Linked DNA regions of Homo sapiens: region 2 is linked to region 1. Evidence: read pairs that join two places in POLR2A ChIA-PET (ENCODE). Cell type or tissue: HepG2. All regions are shown on one strand. Each heading gives the region's core, and the rest is flanking DNA. Links, peaks and the distances in the headings are about the cores only. Region 1 overlaps GK (glycerol kinase). Region 2 has its middle 10 kb from the start of GK.

Region 1 (4,000 bases), core at 1-4,000:
TCTATTCCGTTCCCTTCATCACCCTGCCCAATCCTCATCCTCACCTCCAGCTGCACTCTGCTTCGAGGGATGCATGCTTTTCTCTCCGATGTCATTTTAGGCAACTTTTACACTTTCTACCCCCATGATGAAAATAAGATATTATGTACTACCTCGCTATTGACTTTGTGAGATCTTCCCAGGTCATCTTTTGGGATGACCCTTGTTCCTTCAAATTAAATAATATTTCCATAAAATATCTCCTTCCATTTTTTTTTTCGAGACAGGGTCTCACTCTGTTGCCCAGGCTGGAGTGCAGTGGCACAATCTCTGCTCACTGCAACCTCTGCCTCCTGGGTTCAAATGATTCTCCTGCCTCAGCCTCCCCAGTGGCTGAGATTACAGGCAAGCACCACCAAGCCCGGCTAATTTTTATTCTATTTTTAGTGGCCAGGCTGGCCTCAAACTCCTGATCTCAGGTGATCTGCCCGCCTCAGCCTCCCAAAATGCTGGGTTTACAGACGTGAGCCACCGCGCCCGGCCTCCTTCCATTATTTTTGTGCATTGATTTTTTTTTTTTAAAGAAAGCTAGAAAACCTTGAGTTAAGATTTTTAATTTACAGGTTGCATTAAAGTATTAAATCCTTTGGTTTGAGTTTTCTTACAAAACCATACTCATATGAGATAGGAGGGAAAAAGTTATCACTTTCTGTAGTTAGGTGATAAATAAGAATACAGATGGGGAGGGGAATCATAGTTGCATTATTTTTGTGTATGTATTTTCTTTTTCTTTTCTTTTTTTTTTTTTTTTTTTTTTTGAGACGGAGTCTCGCTCTGTCACCCAGGCTGGAGTGCAGTGGCGTCATCTTGGCTCACTGCAAGCTCCGCCTCCCGGGTTCATGCCATTCTCCTGCCTCAGCCTCCTGTGTAGCTGGGACTACAGGTGCCCGCCACCATGCCTGGCTAATTTTTTGTATTTTTAGTAGAGACGGGGTTTCACCATGTTAGCCAGGATGGTCTCCATCTCCTGACCTCATGATCCGCCCACCTCAGCCTCCCAAAGTGCTGGGATTACAGGCATGAGCCACCACGCCTGGCGTATTTTCTTAACTAGTTAACTTTAATCAGCCTTTATATACATTTAGTGTTTAATATACTAACCACAAATGAGTTGGGTTTGACCCATTCTCAAGGAAGATTGGTAAGCACATATGTGTTTCATTTTTGCCCATTAATCTTTCTTCAGTTCACATTCCCTCTGTTTAATATATTTGCTAAATTTAGGCAACTGCTGTTTTAGATAGAGTAATTCTGTGTTGCTTTATTTATTTTTTATTTTTTATTTTTTTTGAGACAGAGTCTCGCTCTGTCATCCAGGCTGGAGTGCAGTGGTGCAATCTCAGCTCACTGCAACCTCTGCCTCCCAGGTTCAAGCGATTCTCTTGTCTCAGCTTCCCAAGTAGCTGAGATTGCAGGTGTGTGCTACTATGCCCAGCTAATTTTTATATTTTTAGTAGAGACGGGGTTTCACCATGTTGGCCAGGTTGGTTTCGAGCTCCTAACCTCAAGTGATCCACCTGCTTCAGCCTCCCAAAGTGTTGGGATTACAGGCATGAGCCACCACACCTGGCCCTGTGTTGCTTTAATTTGGCATGTCTTTGAGCTCTACTTTAGTGTCTACTAATTTCATGTTATGTTATTTGAACTTGTGTGTGTATATATGTAAAATATATTATTAAGTCTTATTGTTTTAAAAGTTTTCTGGTTATGATCATTAGTTTATGATTTGGTATACTCTCTGGTTTTTAATAGTTTAAATGTCATTTTTATGGAATATAAAATAAACAGCATAGTTTTGGGCTAGGTTCTACATACAATACTAATTTATTGCAAAAATCAACATCTACATTGTCACTATCTAATTACAGGATGTTGTGTCATTTAATTTTCTCTTTACCTTGCTACGTGGATGCCCTTTGAACTGTAAACATGTCACCCTAATCTTTGTTCATGAACATGCTTTCCTGTGCCATGAGACAGGAAAAGTATTTTTATTCATAATACTATGGGATTGCCTTCAGGGTCTTTGAATATTTTGTGATTTGTTGAGTTCTTTTGTTTGGTGGTTTTGTTTTAAACTGTTACACTTTTCATTTGCTAACTGAACTTCACAACTGTTTTAGTCCAAGACAGGCCTTCCACTTAGCACTTACTTCAGTGCAGTGAAACTTCGTTGGCTCCTTGACAATGTGAGAAAAGTTCAAAAGGCCGTTGAAGAAAAACGAGCTCTTTTTGGGACTATTGATTCATGGCTTATTTGGGTATGTTTAAATATAATGGATATATGGAGAATTTTTTCAGAAATTTTTTCTAGACTGCCTTGCCTATTGTTTCTACTAGCAGGTCAGACTTTTTAATTAGCAGCATTATGAAGAAAAACCACTCAAAAAGCAACAGGAGAAGTTTTCAGCTTCCATTCGAGAAGCATTTTTGCCTACTTCCTCTTTATTTTTTCTTGTCTTACTTCAGTGAAAATGAAGGATAATTACCAAAACTGTATCTAATATCTATTATCTTTAGGATGAGTAATTTAGATACCCTTTCCCTATTGTCTGTTATATACTCCTTTCCCACTAGCCATGTCTTAGACGAAATAACTATTTAGCAGGATAAAATACCTAGAGTACTTTTATCTTTTGCTTTCAACATTACATAACTGTCTCTTGTATAATCAAGCCATAATATGAAACTAAATCATAGTGGAAATTTCTATTTAGAATCTTTTTGCCTAAGCTGAATACACAGCAATCATCAACCTATGGCCAATCTTATTTCTACTATACTCACATATTCTTTCTCCCCACAGATAATTTTAAAACAAATGCCAGACATTTCATTTTATTTGTAAATATTTCAGTAAGTATGTAATGATCTTTTTTAACATTCAAGGGAATGTCAAGGAAATATTGTCCCCACTCTCACTTGACAGATCCACAGAGCAGGTCTTTCAGAACCCATATCAGAAAGAGGCACCTTCTTCACCTCTCCATGTGCTTGGCCAGGGCAGAATGTGCTTTGTGTTCATGGCCAGCCATTTTCACGTGTGTCAGTCACAGTTGAATGAGTACCTTTGACAATTGCATCGAACCAGAGTAAGGCAAGATGTGGAAACTGTGAGCTGCAGGAGACTCAAGGGAGCACATTTTGGCTATATCCCACTGGATGCTGTTTATTGACCTTTGTTCCTTTCCTACCTCTTATTGCTTCCATGTAAAGGAAAGCAGCAGTGCCTTCAGTTCAGGCATGTGGGTACACCTGAGAAAGAAAGTTTAAAACTCTCCTTTCAGGATATATGCTTAGGTGAGTGTAGATAGCATAATGCGAATTGTTATTTAAACAACAACAGCAACAACAAAAAAAACCAAAGAGATAACAACAACACACAATTCTCTAATAATCCTTATGAGGCAGATATTTCCATTTATTTCATCTCGCCGAATTTAATAAGACTCTGAGTTTTCTCAACATAATAGGATGAAAACAAAACCGATTTTTTATTTATCCATCAAGTAACTGGAATTGTGCTGATAAGGTGGCCACTAGCCACATTTGGCTATTGAGCACTTGAAACATGATCAAATTGAGGTTTGCTGTAAGCATGGAATATACACCAGATTTCAAAGACTTAGTACAGAAAAAAGAAGGTAAAAAAATGTAATGTTCCGTTCTTTTGCTTTATGTGCTCTGCTGATTATGACCCTTAACAATATGTAAATTAAATTGCCAATAAGTACAAATTTAACCTGATTTTTTTACTCTGCCTAGAGTTTGACAGGAGGAGTCAATGGAGGTGTCCACTGTACAGATGTAACAAATGCAAGTAGGACTATGCTTTTCAACATTCATTCTTTGGAATGGGATAAACAACTCTGCGAGTAAGTTCTGTTTTGCTCTAAATATAGTTTTCCCAATACACTACCTATTTATAACCGAAATCTTAATATTTTCAGATGTCAGTGGA
Region 2 (8,024 bases), core at 2,339-6,338, 51 kb before region 1:
TTTTTCTGGCAGGCCCTGAGGACCTTCAATAACCTTGTGTCTCTGGCCTTACTCAAGCCTGACCAAAGCGCATCTTCTGGATTCTGAAGTGGTCTTGCTCTCTTAGTCTTGGACCAGTGCTCGCTGTCGTGCTCACACCTTGCCGTGACCTCTGCTATTTTGGTCTGATCTATAACCCTGTAGCTGTGTTGCTTTCCTGATGTGCACAGCAGTTTTCTCATTCCAGGGGGTACAGCTTTGTCCTGAGTTACTTGTCAGGCTAGCTCTCCACTGTGGGCCATGTTATGCCTAGCAATTTCAGCTATGATACCATATTGGAACTCCTGGAATAATAGTATTGATCCAGAGCAAGCCCTTTAAATTCTGTAGTTTTGACTGCTAACAACCTTGAAAGCCATTCTTACAGACAAATTAGTGCCTCTATCCCCTGGACCCATTTATTCTAGCTCTTTACCATTAGCTACTGCCACTACCATCTCTGCTGGTCCAAAGATGAGCATTCAAGACTGCTGAGACCAGCTCAGTCATGGATACCCTAACCCAGCGGTGCTAGAGGAATTAAAGACACACACACACAGAAATATAGCGTGTGGACTGGGAAATCAGGGGTCTCATAGCCTTCAGAGGTGAGAGCCTCGAACAGAGATTTACCCACATATTTATTGACAGCAAGCCAGTGATAAGCATTGTTTCTATAGATTATAGATTAACTAAAAGTATTCCTTATGGGAAACAAAGGGATGGGCCTAAATAAAGGGATGGGCTCTTGCTAGTTACCTGCAGCAGGAACATGCCCTTAAGGCACAGATTGCTTATGCTATTGTTTGTGGCTTAAGAACACTTTAAGTGGTTTTCCGCCCTGGGTGGGCCAGGCGTTCCTTGCCCTTATTCCGGTAAACCCACAGCCTTCAGCATGGGCGTCATGGCCATCATGAGCCTGCCACAGTGCTGCAGAGATTTTGTTTATGGCCAGTTTTGGGGCCAGTTTATGGCCAGATTTGGGGGCCTGTTCCCAACACAAGACCTGAAAAGAAGGTGTGCTAGGTTGCATTATTGGCCCTAATTCTTCAGCCCTACCTTCATGCAGACACTGCCATGGTCTCATCATGGATTAAGAGTGCTTCCTTGCCCCTTGTCTTTGGGCCTAGCCATGTAATTTGCTTTAGAGAATGATATCTGAAGGGAGTGTCAGTGTGACAATTTCGAGCCTAGGCCTTTTTTTTTTTTTTTGAGATGGAGTCTCGCTCTGTCGCCCAGGCTGGAGCACAGTGGCGCAATCTCGGCTCACTGCAAGCTCCGCCTCCAGGGTTCATGTCATTCTCCTGCCTCAGCCTCCCGAGTAGCTGGGACTACAGGTGCCCGCCACCACGCCCGGCTAATTTTTTGTATTTTTTAGTGGAGACAGGGTTTCACTGTGTTAGCCGGGATGGTCTCGATCTCCTGACCTCGTGATCCACCCACCTTGGCCTCCCAAAGTGCTGAGATTACAGGCGTGAGCCACGGCGCCTGGCCAAGCCTAGGCCTTAATAGGCTTACATGTTTCTACTTGTTCTCTTGCACTTTTGCCATCACCATGAGAAGAACATACCCCAAAACAAGGTATCTCACTGGTCCAAAGAAGAAAACATCACAGAGGAAGCCACTCTACCCAATATGCAACCCACAGTGAGAAAAAAGGCCATCATAGCTAGCATAGCCTGAAGCAGCAATACCCATCTGAGCCCAGCCTATATCTGCAGAACTCCAATCAACCAACAGATGTATAAAATCTTCTTGCCCACCCCATCTGTCCCATGTCACCACTTCTCACTAGGTCAGGGGTGGCTACTTGACTAAAGGTAGTAGGCAAATGAGTTGAGCCAGTCAGATCTTCTTGAGGGTTTGTATTTGGAAACAGATTATAATCAATAAAGGATGGAGTCTTCTAGACTTGGAGACTGAGGTGTCATTTGGAACCCTGTACAGCCTGATGAATAAATAGAGAAAGCCAATCTTCAGAGTGAAGTAGGAAAACAGAATGGATGCTGAAAAAGTTTCAAAAGAGTCCCAGAGGGAATGAAGAATAGAAATTGTGGAGAGTAGACTCAGTCCTCAGGGGCTTCCCAGCGCCTGCAAACATGAAGCCTGGCAGAGCTGCTGATCTTGTGTCTAAAAAGTTCTCTGTTCTAGGCCAGGCTCAGTGGCTCATGCCTGTAATCCCAGCACTTTGGGAGGCCAAGGCGGGTGGATCACCCTAGGTCAGGAGTTCGAGACCATCCAGCCTGATCAACATGGTGAAACCCCTTCCCTACTAAAAATACAAAAATTAGCCAGGCGTGGTGGTGCATGCCTGTAATCCCAGCTACTTGGAAGGCTGAGGCAGGAGAATCGCTTGAACCTGGGAGGTGGAGGTTGCAGTGAGCCGAGATCGCATCATTGCACTCCAGCCTGGGCAACAAGAGCAAAACTCAGTCTTAAAAAAGAAAAAAAAGTTCTCTGTTTTACTATCAAAACCATCTCTTACTTCCCACTCAGCACATGCCTCTGTGCTCGTGTGCATGCAATCACACACATACACACACACAGAGTTTGGTTTTTAACTAACTTACATGAATATTTTTTTCCCTTGCAACTGAAGAATTGACTAAGATACTTTCCATAATGGAAGAAGAGAAAAGATGGGCAACCAGGTATGTAATTGATATTCCCTCACATAGTGGAAAATGGAACTCACTGTGCACGTGGGACATGTGCCACTTAGCTTTTCCTGACTGGTGTATACCCAAAAGAATATAAATCATTCTATTATAAAGATACAGGCAAGAGTATTTTCATTGCAGCCCTATTCACAATAGCAAAGACATGGAATCAACCCAAATGCCAATCAATAATTGACTGGATAAAGAAAATGTGGTATATATATACCATGGAACACTATGCAGCCATAAAAAGGAATGAGATCATGTCCTTTGCAGGGACATGGATGGAGCTGGAGGTCATTATTCTCATGCAGGAACTAATGCAGGAACAGAAAACCAAACACTGCATGATCTCATTTATAAGTGGGAGCTGAACAGTGAGAACACATGGACACAGGGAGGGAAACAACACACGCTGGGGCCTTTTGGTCAGGGAGGTGAGGGGAAGGAGAGCATCAGGAAAAATAGCTAATGCATGCTGGGTTTCACACCCAGATGATGGGTTGATATGTTTACCTATGTAACAAACCTGCACATCCTGCACACATGTACCCTGGAACTTAAAATACAAACAAAAAAAATCTTGAAATTTAGGGGCTTAGAACAACAGAATATTTTATTTAGATCACAATTTTGTGGATTGTCTTGTGATAGATGGGATATTTGTGATGTTTGTGATGGCTCTTCTAGTCTAGGCTGGCTGAGCTGAGACTCCATGTTCTAGAATGGCCTCACTCACATGTCTGGTGATTGTCAAGCTGGTTTTTCTAGTAGGGCCTCAGTGGCAATGACTTGTCTCTGCTCCATGGGGTCTCTCATTCTCCAACAGGCTAGCCCAAGCTTCTTCACATGGTGGTTTGAGGATTCCCAAAAGAACTACAAAGGAGCCTTAGCTCTACTGAAGAAGCTCATTTTAACCCTCTGCTCATGTCATATTTACTACTGCCCCCTTAGCCAAAGCGAGTCACCTGGTCAAGCGTAGACTCAGAGTGGATGGGGACTAAGCAAGGACTTGGATACAGGGAGGAGTGAGCACATTGGGAGCCATTACTGTGACAATATAATGTACAGAGAGGGGAAAAGTACTGCTAAAGAATGTCCTGTGAGTAAAGGCCAAAGGCCAAGGTAATGGTGTTTTTACAGGAGCGAGTCTATGAAAACCTCCAGTTTGTTATAAATTGACCTTACATATCTTTGGAGGTGTATAAGATTTTAACTTGGGGACTCATGATTCTACAGCCATAAAAACACTAGTCTAAATAGTTATAAAACATACAATAATTACCTACAGGATTTCCACTCTCATTGGAATACATAATCTGCCTTTCCTCCTTTAGAAAAATATAATTTCAGTAGAATTAACAGGAGAAATATCAAGAGAATGAAAATAAACTCTTTCCTGAATACAATCCACTTAACAAGCTCTCTTAGACTTGATAGCAGAGAAGGATCCCAAATAATAAAACACAGCTATGGAGTGAAGAACTATTTTGCTGCAAAACACTTCACCAGGGGATGCCACAGAAAGCACAAAACCCTTCCATGAAATGGAGCTTGTTCCTTTAAACTTTGGAACCACATATCTGTGAATCATAAGTTAAAAGTGTTCACTCTGTTCCCTATTCCTGAACACATATGCCAGTCTGAGTGCCCATATCAGTGTGAAATTGGCAGACTGGAGATCTCCAATGGTCAAAGCAATATGAGCTCTGTCTCCTGTAGAATATGCAAGTCCCAAAGTATCTAACATAGGCACTACATCAAAGCAAGTCGTCTTCAAAGCAAGAGACATCACCCCATTTAGGAGAAGAGAGAGTCATAAGAGGAGAATTATACAAACATATGGTTTCCACATTGCACAAATACAAATTTACAAACAGAAGTTATTTCCTCTTTAACCAGGTTCCTCTTGCTATGTTGCCTAACTTCAAACCAACAGTCATGAGATCATCATTTCCAGGCAGTCAGACACAAACTACGAAAGAGAAAAGTTCCATTTGTGTACTGTAATGTCTTTAACCAGCAATCATGGGAAGGGATATGCAGGGGTGGGGGTAGAGAAGTTAAGGTACATTTGAAAATGTAAATAGAAAATGTACTTGAAATTGTCCTGAATTGCACAGATTTGGCGGTCAACTGTTTTTAAAAGAAGAAAAAAATTATTCTACTTAAGTCAGTGATTTCATGTTGTGCCAATAGCTTACAAAATACTTAAAATAGCCTTAGCTTTTAAAAATTAGTAAATTAGGCCAGGCGCGGTGGCTCACGCCTGTAATCCCAGCACTTTGGGAGGCCGAGGCAGGCGGATCACCTGAGGTCGGGAGTTCGAGACCAGCCTGGCCAACATGGAGAAACGCTGTCTCTACTAAAAAATACAAAATTAGCCAGGCATGGTGGTGTATGTCTGTAATCCCAGCTACTCGGGGGGCTGAGGCAGGAGATCGCTTGAACCCGGGAGGCAGAGGTTGCAGTGAGCCAAAATCATGCCATTGCACTCCAGCCTGGGCAAAAAGAATGAAACTCCATCTCAAAAAAAAAAAAAAAAAAAAAAAATGGCCATGTCTTTTCATGGCTTGATAGTTAATTTATTTTTAGCATTGAATAACATTCCATTGTCTGTGTGTACCAGTTTGTTTATCCATTCACCCCATGAAGAACATCTTAGTTGCTTCCAAGTTTTGAAATTTATGAATAAAGCTGCTTATAAACATCATGTGCTGGTTTGTGCGTGAACACAAATTTTAAACTCATTTAGGTAAATACCAAGGAGTGTAATTGCTAGATCATATGTAAGAGGATTTTTCATTTTGTAATAAACTGCCAAACTATCTTCCAAAATAACTGTAACATTTTGCAACCCCACCAGCTATGAATGAGTTCTTATCGCTCCACATCCTTTCCAGCATTTGATGTTTCTCTACAGTACTTAATCCCTCAGTCTCTACCATACACAGATTGATGACAGAGATGAAGACTTGGGTTTTGTATACAGTGGTGAGGAATGGAGCTCTGGGAAAATAAAGTATAGAAAGCATGATAGAAAAACTCCCTGAAAAAGGCTGCAGATTTTATCAATGATGGCTCAATTATTTACACATATAGTGTTTATATGTTTACAGTAACTTGGGGGAAAATAGTACTGTTGATTGATTATAGGTTGGCTTATACTCTGAGTTCATTTTTCATGAATAATAGTAAATTCATAAAACACATGTGCATCTCACCACTGGGTGAACAATATCATGCATTAGAATGACCTTGGACAACTTACCCTGATTCTTGCCCTCATTTTCTTCATCTCTAATAAGTGCTATGCAATCCTGAAAGTTCTTTTCAATCCTTTAATTAATAAAAATTAAATCTAGGCCAGGCACGGTGGCTCACGCCTGTAATCCCAGCACTTTGGGAGGCCGAGGTGGGTGGATCACAAGGTCAGGAGTTCGAGACCAGCCTGATCAACATGGTGAAACCCGTCTCTACTGAAAATACAAAAATTAGCCGGGCATGGTGGCACGAGCCTGTAGTCCCAGCTACTTGGGAAGATGAGGCAGGAGAATCGCTTCAACCCGGGAGGCGGAAAAAAAAATCTATATATGTCTTCACAAAGAAATATCCCCAAAGACAAGTGTGACCTCAGTGGAATATTTCAAAAAGAAGTTGAGTTTCCCATTTAAAAGACAAAGAATAGATTTCAATTAAGATCATCATTCCTCTTTCTTCCCATGCCATTATTGAGTGATAAATGATACATTTTCTTCCTACTCAAGTTTAAATACACCGGGTGCGGTGGCTCACGCCTGTAATCCCAGCACTTTGGGAGGCTGAGGCCAGTGGATCACGAGGTCAGGAGATCGAGACCATCCTGGCTAACATGTCTCTACTAAAAATGCAAAAAATTAGCCGGGTGTGATTGCGGGCGCCTGTAGTCCCAGCTACTCAGGAGGCTGAGGCAGGAGAATGGCATGAAACCAGGAGGCGGAGCTTGCAATGAGCCGAGATCGCACCACTGCACTCCAGCCTGAGCAACAGAGCGAGACTCCGTCTCAAAAAAAATAAAAATAAATTTAAAAAAAAGTTTAAATACAAGGCCTAAACAAATAAAATGTAGTTACCTTTTCTTTTCAATAGCATATTTGTTTTAAGTCAGCAAATGAATGATTGTAACTTCATTGACATTAGTGAATTACCTACATCCATTCAACATATATTTTGTGCCTACTATGTGACTTGCCAAAGGAAGCATTAAATATTATTTTCTTTGTATGATTTGAATGTGTGAATGGAGCACTTGAAAAGTCAGTGTCCCACGATTATAAATGTAATATAAATGTAGTACATGAACTAAATTGTGGTTCCTAAGGCTACATTTTTTTATCAGTATGCATATTTTTTAATGTGTACATATAGTGGCAAAAGGCAGAAAATAAAAAAGAACATACATCTTCAGGCCGGGCACGGTGGCTCACACCTGTAATCCCAGCACTTTGGGAGTGTAGAGGTGGGAGGATTGCTTGAGTCCAGGGATTCAAGACCAGCCTGGGCAACATAATGAAGTCTTGTCTCTACGAAAACATCAAGAAATTAGCTGGAAGTGGTGGCTTGTGCCTGTAATCCCACTTACTTGATCCTTGGGAGGTTGAGGTGGGAGGATCTCTTAAGCCTGGGAGCTCGAGGCTGCAGTGAGCCACGATGGTGCCACTGCACTCCAGCCTGGGCAACAGAGTGAGACGCTGTCTTGAAAAAATAAATAAATAAGTAAGTAAAATAACATACATTTTTGTCTTTCTTCTATTAGCCACTGGAGGCTTAGAGGTGGACATAGAAAAATGAAAGATAAACAAGCACACAAAAGAGAAAGCATGAGGAAAATGAGACAAATGTGAAACTGGAAGACCAAAGGGATGTGGAAGAAGGAAATAAAACAGCCAAAGTTACCAATGGTCCCACTTTGCCCTTAACAGATCCAACCATGACCTCAAGGGCATTCCAAGTATGATCTTTACCCCAGACCCTTAGAAACAACAGGTTTTCAAATTGAAAACTGCTCGGGCCAGGTGGCTCATGCCTGTAATCTCAGCACTTTGGGAGGCTGAGGCAGAGGATCACTTGAGCCCAGGAGTTCAAGACCACCCTGCGCAACAGAATAAGACCCTCATCTCTACCCAAAAAAAAAAATTAGCCAGGTATGATGGCGCAACCTTGACCTCCTGGATTCCAGCTACTCTGGAGGCTGAAGTGGGAGAATCCCTTGAATCCAGGAAGTCAAGGTTGCAATGAGATACGTTCATGCCACTGCACTCCAGCCTGGGAGACAGAGCAGGACCCTGTCTCAAAAAAGAAAGAAAA

Evidence for each region. Peaks named below come from ENCODE experiments on the same cell type or tissue, not always from the same donor. Only the 100,000 strongest peaks of a DNase experiment are listed, where the experiment ranks them.
Region 2: POLR2A ChIA-PET joins it to region 1 with 6 read pairs; 4 of 35 experiments call an interaction of 5 or more read pairs at or near these places.

What each region holds. Positions count from the first base shown.
Region 1 is chrX:30,692,238-30,696,237 of GRCh38, forward strand. GK (glycerol kinase) reads left to right here. Exons shown (of 21, transcript NM_001205019.2): 6 at 2,163-2,300; 7 at 3,805-3,914. Among named protein-coding and RNA genes, the nearest start is that of GK-AS1, 24 kb to the right of the region's middle. In HepG2, for the core only: no CTCF peak of the experiment used is centred there; a DNase peak (open chromatin) is centred at 1,964.
Region 2 is chrX:30,639,088-30,647,111 of GRCh38, forward strand. No RefSeq gene overlaps it. Among named protein-coding and RNA genes, the nearest start is that of GK, 10 kb to the right of the region's middle. In HepG2, for the core only: no CTCF peak of the experiment used is centred there; DNase peaks (open chromatin) are centred at 3,754 and 4,464; H3K4me3 peaks cover 391 bases.